2 separate regions of the Homo sapiens genome follow, and region 1 is linked to region 2. A link is a loop called in an ENCODE intact Hi-C map of the cell type or tissue named here. Cell type or tissue: MCF 10A. All regions are shown on one strand. Links, peaks and the distances in the headings refer to the core of each region. The heading gives the core; the rest is flanking DNA.

Region 1 (4,402 bases), core at 136-4,135, 63 kb after region 2:
TCTTACCGTATCAAGCTGAAAATGCCACCACTATCTGGACAGTTGGACATATTTTATTGGGAATATATTTTTTCTTTCTATGTGTGCTATGAAGGGATTGGTTGGCTGGGTTCAGTAATGAATGTGTGAGGCCTTTACTTTAAAAAAAAGAAAAAGATTAGCAGACCTCTGAAATGCCCTTCTGATGATAATATATGACAATTCCTGTATCAGGATAATTGACTTAGTTGTGTTTTGGCACCCAACAATCGTTGCACAGGCAACCTAGGATGTATTCAAATGCTACAAAGGAATAAGGAACATATTTAACATATTGGACTAAATAATATTGAAAGACATGAAAACTTTAATTCAGTTCATTGATTATGTTTTTAGTCTTCTCTTATCATATTTATCATATCTTTGATTCAAATAATTTTTACCCAAAATGACTTTATAATTAATGATAATAATGTGCAGCAAGACAGAATATTGATCAATGAAACTTGGAGAAATATGAATGACTAATGTCTCTTGAGCACTTATAATGAGCCAGACACTATGCTAAGTGCTTACCATGAGCTATAATAATCACTGCTCATAACACCCCTGTGAAGCGTGTGCTCGTATTTTCTCCATTTTACAGGTGATAAACATGAGGCTTGAAAGGGTTTACAATTTTGTCCAAAATTTAAAGTAATATATATTTACTTTATATTTTACATGAAATGCTGCCTTGAATTTATTTTGGAATGAGACAGGAATTGAAACTTACATTTTCCCCTAGTTCTGAGATTCCAACCTAAGCAATGTGATTTGATATGTGCCTGTTATTTCCTGTTACTCTTGCTACCTGCCCCACGGGAGAGGACGGAGAGGATGATTCAGAACGCATTTCAGTTGCCTGTGGAAGCCACTTTATGACTTCCCAGTGGATCAGGAGGGACAAGGATAGGGAGGGTTTGGGGGGACAGAGTCACCTCCCCAGTGAATAAAATTGGTATTCCATTTCTGACAAAATGTCATTTGGGCTCAAGAAGAAACCTGTACTTTTTAGAGCATCAGTAAAATTTGTTCAGATTTTTAAATGGATCGGTGTCAGGTATGACTCTATCTGCTCACAGAAGAGTAATCGTAATGAAAAAAGACCTCAATTCAACATCACCAATTCTTCCTGTAACCTAAATACCCTAATGCGGTGGAAACACTACAGGGTTTCTCAAAATGTGTGGGAATGCCAATAACACACACTCGGCAGCAGGCTGACCTTGGGCGAGGGCCAGAGGAGACAGAAGACAAGAAGCAACAGAGCAGAGGAAGCGATGAGCTCAGGTCTGAGGGAGAGGAACCAGAGCCTTATCTGCTGCGTGTGAGTACGAAGCAACCTGTGGCTGGAAGAGGAAATCACATAAACATTTGAACAAGGAGGCTCCCTCTAATCCTTAGAAGTCCGTGCTTGCCCTCTGAATGACTGAAGCCCATAGAAAGATGAAATTTACAACCAAGCCACCGGTTTGCTGCAAACATTAGGGCCACAAGAGACAACCCAGCCTGAAAGGTCAGGGGCCCAAGGTTCCACGGCCCAGAAAGCTCTGGCCACTGTGCTCAAATGTTCCACTGTTGAATCTTTTCTCTTCTTGGTAAAGTTTGGCTTCATGACTGAAAACAAAGTACTGAAACTTGTAAATCACTTACAAATTCTGTTTCCATTTTTCTTGTCTGATATCCAATTATTCCGGAGCCTGGCAACTCTAAGTTCATCTAATTAATCTGAAAATTCAACCTAATTGGCATGTGAATGGTGCGGTATACAAAAGCACCAACACCACATTCCTGCACACAGGTAAATGCACGGGCTGCATTCATGCCTCAGCCGGTAAATGAAAAAACACATCCAGACTACCAAGTGCCTGCCAAGTATGAGAGTGCACGGAAACCCTAGGCCCTGAATAAATGCAGCCATGAGTCACTTAACCACAGGACATGTTCTGTGAAACACATGGTAGGCAACTTTGACACTGTATGAACGTCATAGAGTATACTTACATAAACCTAGATGGTCTAGCCTCCTACACACATAGGCTATACGTGATATCCTACTGCTCTTAGGCTACAAACCTGTACAGTATGTTACTGTACTGAATACTGTCAGCAACTATAACACAATGATAGGTATTTGTGTATCTAAACATAGAAAAGGTAGAGTAAAAATATGACAGAAAAGACTAAAAAATGGTACACTTGTATAGGGCACTTACCATAACTTTTATACCAAAAACTATAAAGATACCAGTGGAAAACTTCCAAATTGTTCAAATGTATATTTTGGAAAGAACATTAAAAGTTACAGAAAAGAAGGTTGTTTCCATGCAGTTCAGAAGATCCAACCATCAGTTTAGAGGGAACAGAAAAATATGGTAATGACATCATGATGCAACCATCAGAATGCAGACTGCAGGCAGCTCTAGACTTTGCTACTCTAAGTGTGGTCCATGGATGGTCAGCATCCACCTCACCTGGGAGCTTGCCAGAAATGCCACATCTCAGACCCACTGCAGATCCCTGCACTAAAGCAGAATCTACTAATTTATTTATGTATTTATTTTTTGAGACGCAATCTTGCTCTTGTTGCCCAGGCTGGAGTGCAGTGGTGCAATCTCGGCTCACTGCTCAACTGCAACCCCCAACTCCTCCTGCTTCAGCCTCCTGAGTAGCTGGGATTACAGGCACCCGCCACCACGCCCGGCTAATTTTTATACTGTTAGTAGATACGGGATTTTGCCACATTGGCCAGGCTGGAGAATCTACTTTTTAACAAGATCCCCAGGTGGTTTGTATACACTTTAGCATTTGAGAAGTAGCACTCTATTGGAGAAGGCACCCAATTTCTTCAACAAATAAATTACAACCAAAAGAAAAAGAGAGAAGGTAATAAATAGATTAAAAGAGGTAAGACAGCCTGAGCAACATGACAAGATCCCATCTCTACAAAAAATTTTTAAAAACTAGCCAGACATGATGATGTGTACCTGTAGTCCCAGCTACTAGGGAGACTGAGGCGGCAGGATCGCTAAGTCTAGGAGTTTGAGACTGAGGTGAGCTATGATCATGCCACTGCACTCCAAGCTGGGTGACAGAGTCAGATCCTGTCTATAAAATAAATAAGTAAAAGAGATTAAGAGACCTTCAATAAGATGCAATGTGTGGACTTTGCTTGGATTCTGAGATTTTATTTTATTTTTTTTTTTATATACAGTTTTTACAATTTCAATAGCTTTTGGGGTACAAGTGGTTTTCAGTTACATGGATGAATTGTATAGTTAAGTCTGAGATCTTAGTGTACTCGTCACCCAATTAGTGCACATTGTACCCAATATGTAGTTTTAAAAAATCTCTTATCCCCCTCCTACTTCCCCTTCTGAGTCTCTAGTATCCGTTTTACCACTCTGTATGCCTTTGCTTACCTATAGCTTAGTTCCTACTTATAAGTGAAAACATATGGTATTTGATTTTCCATTCCTGAGTTACTCCACTTAGAATAATGACCTCCACTTCCAGCCAAGTTGCTGCAAAAGACATTATTTCCTTCTTTTTTATGGCTGAGTAGTATTCTCTCGTGTATATATACCACATTTTCTTTATCCACTCACTGGCTGATGGCCACTTAGGTTGGTTCCATATCTTTGCAATTGTGAATTGTTCTGCATAAACATATATGTGCAGGTGTCTTTTTGATATAATGACATCTTTTCCTTTGGGTACATACCCAGTAGTCAGATTGCTGGATCAAATGGTAGATCCACTTTTAGAAATAGATCTACTTGGGCTGGGTGCGGTGGCTCACGCCTGTAATCGCAGCACTTTGGGAGGCTGAAGCAGGCAGATCACCTGAGGTCAAGAGTTTGAGACCAGCCTGGCCAACATGGTGAAACTCTGTCTCTACTAAAAATACAAAAATTAGCCAGACGTGGAGGCAGAAGCCTGTAATCCCAGCTACTCAGGAGGCTGAGGCAAGAGAATCACTTGAGCCCGGTAGGTGGAGGTTTCAGTGAGCCGAGATTGCGCTATTGCACTCCAGCCTGGGTGACAGAGTGAGATTCTGTCTCAAAAAATAAATAAATAAAATGAAATAAAATAAAATAAAACAGAAATAGATCTACTTGGATGGGTGTGGTGGTTCATGCCTGTAATCCCAGCACTTTCGGAGGCTGAGGTGGGTGGATCACTTGAGCCCACAAGTTCATGACCAGCCTGGGCAACATAGTGAGACCCCCATCTGTTTTTCTTAAGATAAATACATTTTTAAAAAAAGAAATAGATCACTTTGGTAAATCTCCGTACTGTTTTTATAGAGGTTGTACTAATTTACATTCCCACCAGCAGCATATAAGTGTTCCTTTTTCGCCATATCCACACCAACATC
Region 2 (4,402 bases), core at 239-4,238:
AGGCTTATTGAAATAACAACATCAATGCCATTATCTCAGAGGTGAAAATAACTGGACAATTCCACTATTTATTCTTCAATGATTAATTAATAAAAGGAAAATTATATCTAAAATGTCAGCTGATGAACCAGTATCACATTTTCATTTCTAATGGTTCAAAGCTCATGTCAAACCCTTTGATTTTCTTTTCTTTTCTTTTTTATTTTTTGAAATAGGGTCTTGTTCTGTCACCCAGGCTGGAGTGCAGGGGCATGATCACTGCTCACCCCAACGTCAACCTCCTGGATTCAACTGATCCTCCCAATTGAATGATTGTTCTGAAATACCCTCTGCAGGACTCCTTTGTGATATTCATCAAATATTTCTTGCTCTCCACCCTCCAGACACATGGTAGGGTTGCACTTCATTACTCCACTCACATTGACTTTTAGGTGTGGCCCTATGACTTACTTTGCCTCCCAAAGTGTAATAGGACAAAATAGAAACCTGAAGTCAGAGAGCAGAGTTCCCACTCTGAGTAGCTGGGACCACAGGCGCAGCTAATTTTTTATTTTTTTGGAAAGATGGAGTCTCACTGTGTTGCCCAGAATGGTCCCAAACTCCTGGGCTCAAAGAATCCTCCCACCTTGGCCTCTCAAAATGCTGGGACAAGCGTGAGCCACCACGCCTCACCAAACCCTTTGCTTTTCATGTAATCTTTTAACTAAATCTTGTGGATAATGAGCAATTTTCTTTCTTTCTTTTTCCTTCCTTCCTGCCTTTCTTTCTTTCTTTCTTTCTTTCTTTCTTTCTTTCTTTCTTTCTTTTTCTTTCTTTCTTTCTTTCTTTCTTTCTTTCCTTCTGTCTTTCTCTCTTTCTTTCCTTCTTTCTTCTTTCTTTTCTTTTCTTTTAAAGATGTATTAGTCTGTTTGTGTTGCTATAAAGGAATGTATGAGACTGAGTAATTTATAAAGAAAAGAGGTTTATTTTGGCTCACAGTCCTGCAGCCTGTACAGGAAGGATGGTGCTGGCCTCTGCTTTTGGTGAGGGCTCCAGGGAGCTTACAATCATGGCGGAAGGTGAAGGGGAAGCTGCTGTATCACATGGTGAGAGAGGAAGCAAGAGAGAGAAGCAGGAGGTCCCAGACTCTTAAACAACCAGATCTCGTGTGAACTAAGAACTCACTCATCACCAAGGGGATGGCACTAAGTCATTCATGAGGGACCCATCTCCATCATCCAATACCTCCCACTAGACTCCACTTTCAACATGAGATTTGGAAGGGATAGACATCCAAACCACATCACAGCTTTTTTTTTGAGACAGAGTCTCTCACTATCACCCAGGCTGGAGTATGGAGTGCAGTGGTATGATCTCAGCTCACTGCAGCCTCCTGAGTTCAAGCAATTCTCCTGCCTCAGCCTCCCAAGTAGCTGGGATTACAGGTGCCGGCCACCACGCCCGGCTAATTTTTGTATTTTTAGTAGAGATGGGGTTTCGCCATGTTGGCCAGGCTGGTCTCAAACTCCTGACCTCAGGTGATCCCCCCGGCCTCAGCCTCCCAGAGTGCTGGGATTACAGGCATGAGCCACCATGCCTGGCCTTCAAAGCACTTTTTTAGGATGTTCTTTATCTTTTATATCTCTCTGCCAGTGATTTTCATGGTGTGATATATAGTCAACCCCACATCAGATCACCTGGAATCATTGTCGATATTGGGTACAACTTGCCTCACCCCAGAATTTCAAGGAGTGTGACCTGCGAGTCTGTATTTTTACCAGGTAATTCCTATGTTTGTTAAAGTTGGAGAAGCATTGCTGTTAGTCCAGGAAACAAACAAGTTGGTCTCTTAGATTCTCCCTGACAAGATCAAAGGGCAGTAGAAGTAAAGACTAGAAAATATTTTGAAAGTCCTCCAACAGTCAAGGGGAGTGGAAAGGATTATTCATAACCCTTTGGTGCCAAGAAATCTGGAACTTCTAAAGCTATGGGCTAATGCATCTTGCATTAGCAATTTGGCATGCAGGAAATCCCCCCACCCAGAGTGCCAGGGGCACAGGGAGTCTTGGCATCCCTTAAATAAAACAAAGTTGGGATTTTCAATTTACCCAAGGCTTCTGATTTCCTACTTTGTGGTCTGAAAGAAAACAAAATGACTATATTCTTTTCCCAAGGTTGGCGATTATATGTGATAATTTTTCTTAATGGCATAAATGAAACTGTGGCTTGAGGGGAAGTAATGAACAAATGGTTCAGGAAAACGGAATTGGGAAAATCCTGTTCCTTGGTGAGAACAGATCAGCCTCTTAGGTGTCGATACAGCCTTTCACTTGCTGCAGCACAGCACAGTCTAGTGTTCTTGGAGGGTTCAGACCTCCTTTGGGATCCAGATGTAGTTTGGATTATCTTTAAATTGGGGCATTGGTTGGATCTAAATACTTCCTTTTTAGCTTTTTGTTTTGAATTACTTTTAGACTTTCGAGAAGTTGTAAAAATAGTACAGTGTGTTCCCATCACCCTGCTTCCCACATTGATAACATCTTACATAGCCACAGCATATTTTCAAAACCAAGAATTTGAAATATGTGCAATATTATTACCTACACCACAGACTTGGTCCCTGTTATAGTCTGAATGTTTGTGTCACCCCCAAAATTCATATGTTGAAATCTTTCTCCAATGCATTAGTGTGAATAGGTGGGACATTTATGAGTTGATTAGGTCATGAAGGTAGAGCCCTCATGAATGGGATTAGTGCCTTATAAAAGCGGTCCTTTGTTCCCCTCTTTCATCATGTAAGGACACAGCAAGAAGGCCTGAGGAACGGCCCTTACCCAACAGTGAATCTGTTCGCACGTTGATCTTGGACTCCTCAGCCTCTAGGACTGTAGGAAATAGATTTATGTTATTTATAAGATATTTTGTTATAGCAGCCAAAATGGACTAAGGCAGCCACGTTTGTGTAGCATGTAGGCAAGATGTCTCAGGAGCAACCTTAGGAAGCATCTTATGATACATATTGGACATGTGCACAACACACATAGAACACTAGTTTGGTTGCAGACTCCACTGGTGTTTTGTTTCATAAGAGCAGCCACAGTGCCCTGTGGAAGGTGGCACCATCTTCTTTTCCATAAACATTAGCCATGCCATCTACTATGAATGACAGAGATTTTTCAGTTCAAGTTTCTGAGGACTGCAAACAAGTATCAAAGAGCCAGATGTTTCTTTGCATTAAACCAGTTTTATTACTCGCCTTTTGTCTTATACACTTAATAAATACAATTTTCTACATTTCTATGGTGCTTTAAATTTGCAAAACCATATATCTTAGTTTATTTATCCCTTGCAATCAGCCCAGAAAATTATGGTCCATACTATAATTTGTATTTTATATGTGAGGAAACTGAGTCTTACAGAGGTTAAAAGACTTGGGCCCCAGCCTCCCATTCTGGTAATTACCTCATTACGATGCCTCTTTTATTGTTCCTACTCTCCAAATATTTGGTTGTTATTTATTATACATATCACTTTAATGAATGAAATGATTCTATAAGGTTTACTGTAAAAAAAAAGAGCAGTCCCTTGCACTGCCCTTTCTTTCTAGTTCTGATTGTCCAATGTCCAGAAATGTCTTAGTCTATTTTGTGTTGTAATATTCGAATACCACAGACTGTGTATTTTTTTTTTTTTTTTTTTTGAGACAGAGTTTCGCTTTTGTTGCCCAGGCTGGAGTGCAATGATGCGATCTCGGCTCACTGCAACCTCCATCTCCCAGGTTCAAGTGATTCTCCTGCCTCAGCCTCCTGAGTAGCTGGGATTACAGGCACGCACCACCACACCCAGCTAATTTTGTATTTTTAGTAGAGATAGGGTTTCTCCATGTTGGCCAGGCTGGTCTCAACCTCCCGACCTCAGGTGATCCACCCGTCTCAGCCTCCCAAAGTGCTGGGATTACAGGTGTAAGCCACCGCGCCCAGCCTCGACTGTGTAATTTTTAATGAACAGAAATTTATTGGCGCACAGTTCTGGAGGCTGAAAGTCCAATATCAGATGTCAGCATCTGGTGATGGTCTTCTTGTTGCCACATAACATGGTGGAAGGTGCCACGTACTGGAAGGGTCAAAAGAGGGTGAGAGAGAGCACAAAAAGAAGTGAACCTATTCCCACAATAATGCAGCGTGAGTCCATTCATGAGGCTGGAACCCTCATGACCTCATGAACACTTCTTAAAGATCCCACCTCTTAACACTGTCGCAATCACAATTACATTTTAACATGAGCTTTGGAGGGAAAAACATTCAAATCGTAGCAGAAGGAAACTACTCTCAAACTTTCAGCGACAACTGTTGGTCTTTATCGTCCTATCGCTGATAGCACACTTACACTGCTGTTTCTTGATTTTTCACTTTTAGGTACCATC

What was found. Peaks named below come from ENCODE experiments on the same cell type or tissue, not always from the same donor. Only the 100,000 strongest peaks of a DNase experiment are listed, where the experiment ranks them.
Region 1: it touches region 2 in a loop (6-fold over the local background); 3 of 110 quality-filtered maps call a loop at or near these places.

The regions. Positions count from the first base shown.
Region 1 is chr18:3,303,055-3,307,456 of GRCh38, reverse strand. No RefSeq gene overlaps it. Among named protein-coding and RNA genes, the nearest start is that of MYL12-AS1, 43 kb to the right of the region's middle. In MCF 10A, for the core only: no CTCF peak of the experiment used is centred there; DNase peaks (open chromatin) are centred at 1,266 and 1,936.
Region 2 is chr18:3,365,919-3,370,320 of GRCh38, reverse strand. No RefSeq gene overlaps it. Among named protein-coding and RNA genes, the nearest start is that of LINC01895, 18 kb to the right of the region's middle. In MCF 10A, for the core only: no CTCF peak of the experiment used is centred there; a DNase peak (open chromatin) is centred at 1,950.